2 separate regions of the Mus musculus genome follow, and region 2 is linked to region 1. Evidence: chromatin contacts called from ENCODE Hi-C data. All regions are on one chromosome and are shown on one strand. The core of a region is the stretch at or near the end of the contact, and the rest is flanking DNA. Distances in the headings are between cores, read along the strand shown. Region 1 holds the start of Vps50 (VPS50 EARP/GARPII complex subunit). Region 2 holds the start of Sdhaf3 (succinate dehydrogenase complex assembly factor 3).

Evidence for each region. Hi-C counts contacts between places; a loop is a spot of excess contacts on that map.
Region 2: a map of heart shows a loop between it and region 1 (17-fold over the local background). The contact joins the promoter of Sdhaf3 here to the promoter of Vps50 in region 1. A Hi-C loop is called at or near these places in 2 of 37 maps with a recorded cell type or tissue (heart and left cerebral cortex).

What each region holds. Positions count from the first base shown.
Region 1 is chr6:3,496,415-3,500,156 of GRCm38, forward strand. Vps50 (VPS50 EARP/GARPII complex subunit) reads left to right here and starts at 1,979. Exons shown (of 28, transcript NM_024260.5): 1 at 1,979-2,141. The coding sequence starts at 2,109. It also overlaps a transcript of Hepacam2 not described here.
Region 2 is chr6:6,954,351-6,958,092 of GRCm38, forward strand. It overlaps Sdhaf3 (succinate dehydrogenase complex assembly factor 3), which reads left to right and starts at 1,668. Exons shown (of 2, transcript NM_001077713.1): 1 at 1,668-1,850. The coding sequence starts at 1,677.

The DNA of each region.
Region 1 (3,742 bases), core at 729-3,228:
AACTGTTTGTGACAGTACTGGTGAATCAGGAGTTGAACATTGAAATCATACAGGCAAATTTAACTTCAAGAGCTCCCAAAATGACAGAATTCCTAAAATAGTTCCAAAGAGTTTTCTAAGAAAAGGAAAATTCTCCCAGAAATATGGCATCACTTGGAGGCAGTGGCAGGGAGATCTCTGAGCTTGAAGCCAGCCTGAGCTATATAATGAGATCTCCTCTGGGGTTGGGAGGTGGGGTTGGGTTGTCTTAACACAGTATTTCATAGCACAGTTGATAATCTACCATCTGCTTCTGTAATAAAAAAAAAAAGGTCCCATATCCTCGACTGTTTACTCACCTTAGTTATATTTGCATTAAAATGAATGCACTAAAACCATTTCTGTGCATAACGATTACATTAATATAAGGAGTCACTGAAAGTGTGTGGGTGATGAGGGCAGGACTGCTTTCTGGTCTTGCCAATCACACATGGTTTACTGTTCATTTACATTATTGGGCTGGTTTTGTTGTACACAGTGAGCAAGCATCTACTACAAGCATTTCAAGCAGCTGTAATCTTTAATACAGACCCCTTCATATCTGTAGAATTATTTACACTAGGAGAATCAATTGGGGGAAATCCTCAAGATTACATGAATGGTTGTATCTAAGGTGAACTAACTTTGTAATTACATTGCTCCCAAAGAGAAGTGCATCTGCAGGAAAAGCCAGCCACTAGAGGAGGCAACTGCATAGGCGATTTCTGAGCTAGTGTCCAACCCTCCATACAGTCAAGTTTATGCTTTGCTTTTATAATAAAAACATTAGTTATTAGTTTTTATAATACGTTAAACTAATGTAGTTAAAAGGCACTGGTGTCCTGATTTAGGAGTCACTCCTCAGCATAATACCGGGAACCTTTAAGCATTTAAGTCATCAGTTTATACGTCTAACAATCTTAGGTAAGTATCTTAACTTCTCCATGCCTGTTTCACCATTTTTTAACATGAAGATGATGGTAACTCCAGAAGATGTTCATGCATACGAGCTTGCGGGTGTGTTTCTTGTGTTTTTCTTTCTTTCCTTTTCAATCTTTTTGTTTGTTTGTTTGCATGTTTTGTTTTCTAGAGGGAGAAAGAAAGAAGGTGCGTGGAAGCAAGTGTGGCGGTAGGGGCAGATCTAGGATGAGTTGGGGGAGGGGAGACCTGATCAGAACATATTGTATGAAAAATTGTAGTACAAAAACAAAACAAAACAAGGAAAAGATGCTCATGTAGATAAATGCATAAGGTCATACACATGAAGCCATTAACAAAATTTCTCCCAATTCGTAAGTTTTCATTGTTACCTATTGTTATTAGCTCTGGGTTTGCTGCCCCCCACAGCAAAGTTACCCCGTTACTTTCTCCTTTATACTACTAATAACAAGATCAGGGCTTTAAAGTGACAAGTGCCCTCATACTTACTGACATCTGCCTCGACTTGCCTTTGCTAAAGCAGGTAGAAAAATGATAGGTGGGGTAGACGAAATCCTTTGATTTTTCTAGAGCGTTTTCAGGAAATGCCAAGAATGAAGAAGAACCTACGGCTGGCCATCAGTATCTTAGGGGTCCTGCCTCCCACTTTCCTCAGGGCACACCCAGAGCCACTGGGAAATTCCTTGTCTTAAGTCACCTTTCCAAGTGCTCTTTATGGAGGTCAATCAGTCTCTTTCCTCGCCTCTCTAGCCCAGGTGTGCTTTCTCTTGCACTCCTAGAGGGCATCTTGTCAAAGTGGACTATCTACAGACGCTTCAGAGTTGTTTAGTTCAGTGGCCAGACTACCTAAGTCATAGGTATTCGCCTCGCCCAACGCTCTTCCAAGTCCAGGTAGTGGCTCTGGAACAGAAGGAGTCCCAGTTCATTGAAGCGACTGCTTCTTGGGAAATGTAGTACTGAAGTTGGCCTCCTCCTTTGATTGCAGCCGGAAAACTACATTTCCCGTCATGCTCGGGGAAAGGAAGGCTGACCCAGGCGGGCAGCTCCACGTGACGACTCACTATGGCTTCCCTGTGTTGTAGCCGGCTGTCTGGTGGGATTATGTGATTTGTTACTTCTCCGAGGCAGGGTAATTGTCTCTCGACTTCGACATGCAAAAAATCAAATCTCTCATGACCCGGCAGGTGAGTTCTGTTTTCTGAACTAAAGAGCTTCCCGCTCCCGGCTGTGAGAGGCGCCGAGACGCCCAGTTCCTTGGTGGCGGCGGGCGTAGGCTTAAGTTATAGTGGGTGGCGGGGCTCAGGGGTGTTGGGCAGCTAAGTAGTACACTGGAAATCTCAACTGAGCCTCCTAGATCCGACCTCGACTCCTTGAAAGAAGTGTCTTCCTACAAACATTTCGTTTAGACAAAGCCAATCAGGGAGCTGGGCTGTCTTTGTACCTTCTCCTTTGCTTTAGTTTCCTTTCCAGGACAGCCTTAGCTGCTTTGCAGCGTCCCCCTCGTCCTCACTGGTGGTCGTTTGCCAGTAGGTGCCCTGGAAAGTGAGGTGGGGTCTGTGCAGTAGAGAAAACTCGAAAGAGCAAGGGTGAAGGCAAAGGGCTGTTTGTAGCCAACATTGGTAGTGTTGTGGATTGGCAGTAACTCTCCAAACTTGTAGCTGTGTTTTTGGATTTAAACATGGGAATGACAATTCCTTTTCTATCCCCCTCCCATCTCAAAGTATCGCATTGTAAGTCACCAGTAAGCTAGTATATGTCAGCATTCTTTGTGTATTGCTACTTAAAAAATAAAATTCTGACAAAGAATTTTTTTTTTCAGAATGATAATTCAGGAATAAGACTGGTACTATATCTTGTCTCACATATGTTAGAGCTTCCTAATACTGTGTCTCAACTTCCTTCGAGGAGTTGAAGAAATGTATGTTTTTTTTAGGTATTTATTGATCATTTTATTTCAGAAACCTTTGTTTTGACTGTAGCATTTTTAGCTACTGAAACATAATTAGAATTTTTCTTTGTTTTAATAAGAAAGAAGTGCAATTTAGATGAGTTTTAAAATCATTGTGGCTTAGAAATGTTGGTAGAGTCCTTTCTTTAAAGCTTCACTTATAATTTCTTTTTCTTAACAAGAGAACAGAAGACTTCTTGTCCTGCTTGAGGATTCAAAGTGTCAGCAGTAGTGGGACAGACACTTGTAATTTCTTATAGACAGTACGTACGTGATCCTTGCATAATGCTTTTCTTTTTCTTGATTTGAGTCGAGAAACTAGGAAAAAATTTTCTATGAATAATAAAACAAACAAGCAGGGGGCAGAGGCACTTAGCAGCCTTTCACGTTGTTGGACACTGGCGCTGTGCGTCTTGCTGCTTCTTACTTGAGAATAGGTTTGGAGGCTGCTCCATCCTGAGGTGAGAGGAGAGGGAGCAGACACTCAGGAGCCCCTCAGATTTGGATGACTACATTCTGGTTTTGCGTTCTGTCTCCTTGGTCTTGCCTGTTAAGCAGCATAGTCCATTGTCTGCCATACAGCTTATAAATACCTTGGGCTGCTGCATTTGGGTTTTTTCTTCCTAAGGTTGGTGCTCTCCTTAAATTCCAAAGAATTCCAGAGAACTGGTGATAATATATCCATAATGTTTGTAAATGTAATGCTGACTCTGCAGAAAGTGTGAATTCTTAAGCCTCACACAGTTTACTGAATTATAGTAGGTTATATCTGTAGTTAGTTGGAGAAAAAAAATCTTTAGAACGTATACAAGAAACTACTGTATAAATAATAGTAAT
Region 2 (3,742 bases), core at 418-2,917, 3.5 Mb after region 1:
ACACTGGTTCTGGCAAGTGATGCCTCCTACCAGCCCCCGGAAGTGCTCCAAACAAGGTTTCCGGTTGGAAGTGAAGGAGTTCAAAGATGGAGGCCAGTGTGAGTGGAACTGACTTACTAGGGAGTGAATAAATAGAACATTTAAATTCTAGAGGTAGAGAGACTTTGAGTTGTTCAATAACAGAGTGCTACTGAGGATTTGTTAAGCAGAGGAACGATGTTATCTAATTACAGCCTGGGTAGATCATAACTGAAGTTCAACATGGCCAGAGGCAAGAACACAGATACGGTAGCTATCCAGTAGAAAGAGATAATTATGGTACAGGGTGTGATGGAAATAATGTTTGATTCCTGCATGATTTTGGTGGTGGAGCTATTAGGATTTGCTGAAGGATTAAAATTTAATTGGAACGAAAGAATAAGGACAAGAAGCTATCAGCTTTTGAAATAGTTACTTTTTTTTTCCCCACCTCTACACAAGTTTGGACTTGTGAACATCTAGATTTCTTGTTTTTGTAAGACCCCCGATGCTGGGCCTCTGCAAGTCCCCAGGTGAGCTGGCCAACACCCCAACGTCCTGAGAGAAAACCATACCTGATGCAAACTGCAAGAGGTTTTATTATCAGCTAGCTGAGGATGAAGTCCCTTTGCTGGTGCAGGGCAGGGGAGTTCGACCCGGTGACAGTAGGGAGCTTTTAACAGCTAGCTGAGGAGTTAGGAGGAGTTGGGAGGAGACTTGGGAGGAGTTGGGAGGAGAGTTGGGAGGACTTGGGAAGAGTTCTTCTCTTCCGGGTGTCCTTGGTGAAATTTACAAGGCAGGAGTGGGGAGTGAGTTCTTTCTGAATTTTTATCTCTGTGTCCTTGGCACAGGAAGGCAGGCATCTCTGGTTGTACAGTATAGAAACAAAAAGGCTTTTTGCTGGCTATAGAGAACAAAGAGCTTCTTTCTAGCTGTATTTTTTAAAGATCAGGGAAAACAAGCTTGGGAAACATCCAGGGGCTTTATCTTCCAGGGAGAAACGCTCTAAGTCAGGGTCTCACATTTTCATCTCACATTGTTTAATAAAAATTCTCAGAATCTTGGTCTTGGAAAAAAAATACACATAAAATAACTCCCAAGATTCTTTCATAGTGCACTTGACCTAGACCAACAAAGTCTGCCCTTCAGGGCTCACTTGTGATAACTACCTGGAAGAAGCTATGCCTACTGCATAAACTCCAAGTACAGCACTGCAAAGGACGAGGGCTGTTGCGAGGGACCGGCGAATGCCACACTATTTCAGAAGCCATAACACTTTGGATTAACCACGCAAGGCTTTCTGGAGAAGACTTCAGTTCGATGAAGTCTTTCTCAAATATTTAATAAGAAGAAACTAGCAAATGGAGAAGATGAGTTAACTCTGAAGGTAACAAGTCGCTCACACAAGACTTTTTGTCTTACACAGCAGCACCTCTCTAGGAAACTCAAGAAATTACAACTACTCCTCAACAGCCGCGCCTTTGGCAGAGCGTTTCTGTCCGCCCGCCCCAAATCCGGGTTTCCGGAAGGACAAGATTCTATGACGGACCAAACCGGATGAAGGTCGCGCGCTCTCTTCCGCCCGCTTTGGGGTTCACCCATAGGCGACTTCCTAGCGGGGGCGGAGCTACGCCCACCTTCTGCGCAGGCGCGGCGCGATGCCGGGGAAGCATGTCTCGAGAGTCCGGGCTTTATATAGGCGAATCTTGCTGCTACATCGGGCTCTGCCCCCGGACCTCAAAGCCCTGGGTGACCAGTACGTGAAGGACGAATTTAGGAGACATAAGACTGTTGGTCCTGGCGAGGCCCAGCGATTCTTGAAGGAATGGGAGGCAAGTGACGCCCCCTCCCCGCCCCCTCGTCCCGGACCTTGGGTTTTCAGTTCAGACCCCACCTTCCTAGCTGCTTCCCAGGGTCCGTGCACGGCCAAACAGGGCGTCTGGAATAGACAGACTAAAGTGGTCAAACAGCACTTCTTTCAAGCTCCGTCGCGAATCCCCCAGCTTCCCGCACAGGCTCTGTGCTTGAGCAGTTTCCCCCGCATTCAGAAGAACTTTCTGAGAGTGCTGAGGGTGCCAGGTGCTGGAGAGAGAAGGGTGGCGTGTCTCAGACGTTACTGCACTCCTGACTGTTTAGTGCTCCAAAAGTTCGTCGGCGTTTGTCCTTTGCGTTGCCTTTAGGCTGTTTAGGTGACAGCCGTGTAATTAACATGATGTCATTACTTAGCTGCCAGAATTAGATCATTTCGATCATTTGTTAATTTGTAATTGTAGGGCCTTAGTAAGCTTTCCACTTGACAGATAAATTATATAACCTAGAAAAGACCTAAGGATTGCAATTTGTTAAAGGGGTAATGCTGGCGGGGGCACGCGTTTGGATTCAGTGTTTGACTTTTCTCTTTTCTTTCTTATTATTTATTTTAGGTACATATTTATTTATTTGTGTGTATACGGGTGTGTGTGTGTGTGTGTGTGTGTGCTGGAGGTCAGAGGCTAACCCAAGGGAATGGTCTCTCCTTCCACCACATGGCTCCTGGGGATCAAACCGCGGGCTGCACAGCTTGGCAGCAGACACCTTTCTCAGTGAGCCATCTCCACGACCCTAATACCTTTTTTTTTTTTTTTTTTCTCTTAAGAATGAAGGGGGAGAAAGAGTATTGCATGATGCTGAAGAGTCTTGCAGGATCTCCTCCCATCTTGAAAATATCAGGAGGTGAAAGGAGTTGGGCATTTCTAGAGTGCATCTAGGTATTTTAAAGAAACTGCTCTGGTAAAGTAAAAAAGATTTTTCATGCTGATAGTGGCTGAAGTGATATTTACCTTTAAAACAACATAAAGATTAGGCTAGGGAAAAGCATTTTCATTGAATTCTATAATTCTTGATTGTAGAATTATTGAAGAGAGAACTTTATAATAATGAAATGTATAACTTTCTTAAAAGTCTTGGTTTATTAGATATAATTTGGTTGCCAGGAGCTGGGGAGGTTTAATATTTTTAAATGCAAAACACTTTCTTTAAATATGTAGTTGGTATTGAAATCAGAAAACTAGATTTAAATTCAGACCTCAGCATTTACTAAACATTACATCAGTTAATTTTTCTAGTCTTTCGGTCTGTAAAATAACGGTATTTACAACAGGCATCTCAATGTTAGTGTATTTATTACTTTATTTTATTCAGTTTGTTTGAGTCAGTGTTTTCCTGTGTTCTTGGCTGTCCTGGAACTCAATCTGTGGACCAGGCTGGCCTGCAACTCAGAGATCTGCAATGGATAATGCTAGTATATTTAAAAAGTACTATTTATATTGTTAATCATATCAAAGCTATAATAAGTGTTTGTAAAGTCATGTCTATTAAGTAAGTTTGAAGCCAGACAGGAAGACTTTATCTGTGCTGAGAAGAAAGACTTCTAGTTTGAAAGTCCTAAAGTCTAAGGACTAGAAAGTTTAAGGAAAATGTAGGAAAGGATAGAACTTAGAATAAGTTTATAAAAAGCTGAAGGAAAGGATACGAGAAAACTGGGAAATGTGTTGATGATCACAGGAGGCTTAGTGACAGCAATATCACTTTTTTAAAAAATATTTTAAAATAGCTTTAGACTTACAGTAGAGTTGCAAAGACAATTTAGAGTTCACATACATTCAATACTCTGCTTCCCCCTTTGTTAATATATAACCAGAACATTTATCAAAATGTAGAAAGTTACCATTGCTCGGGAACTTTT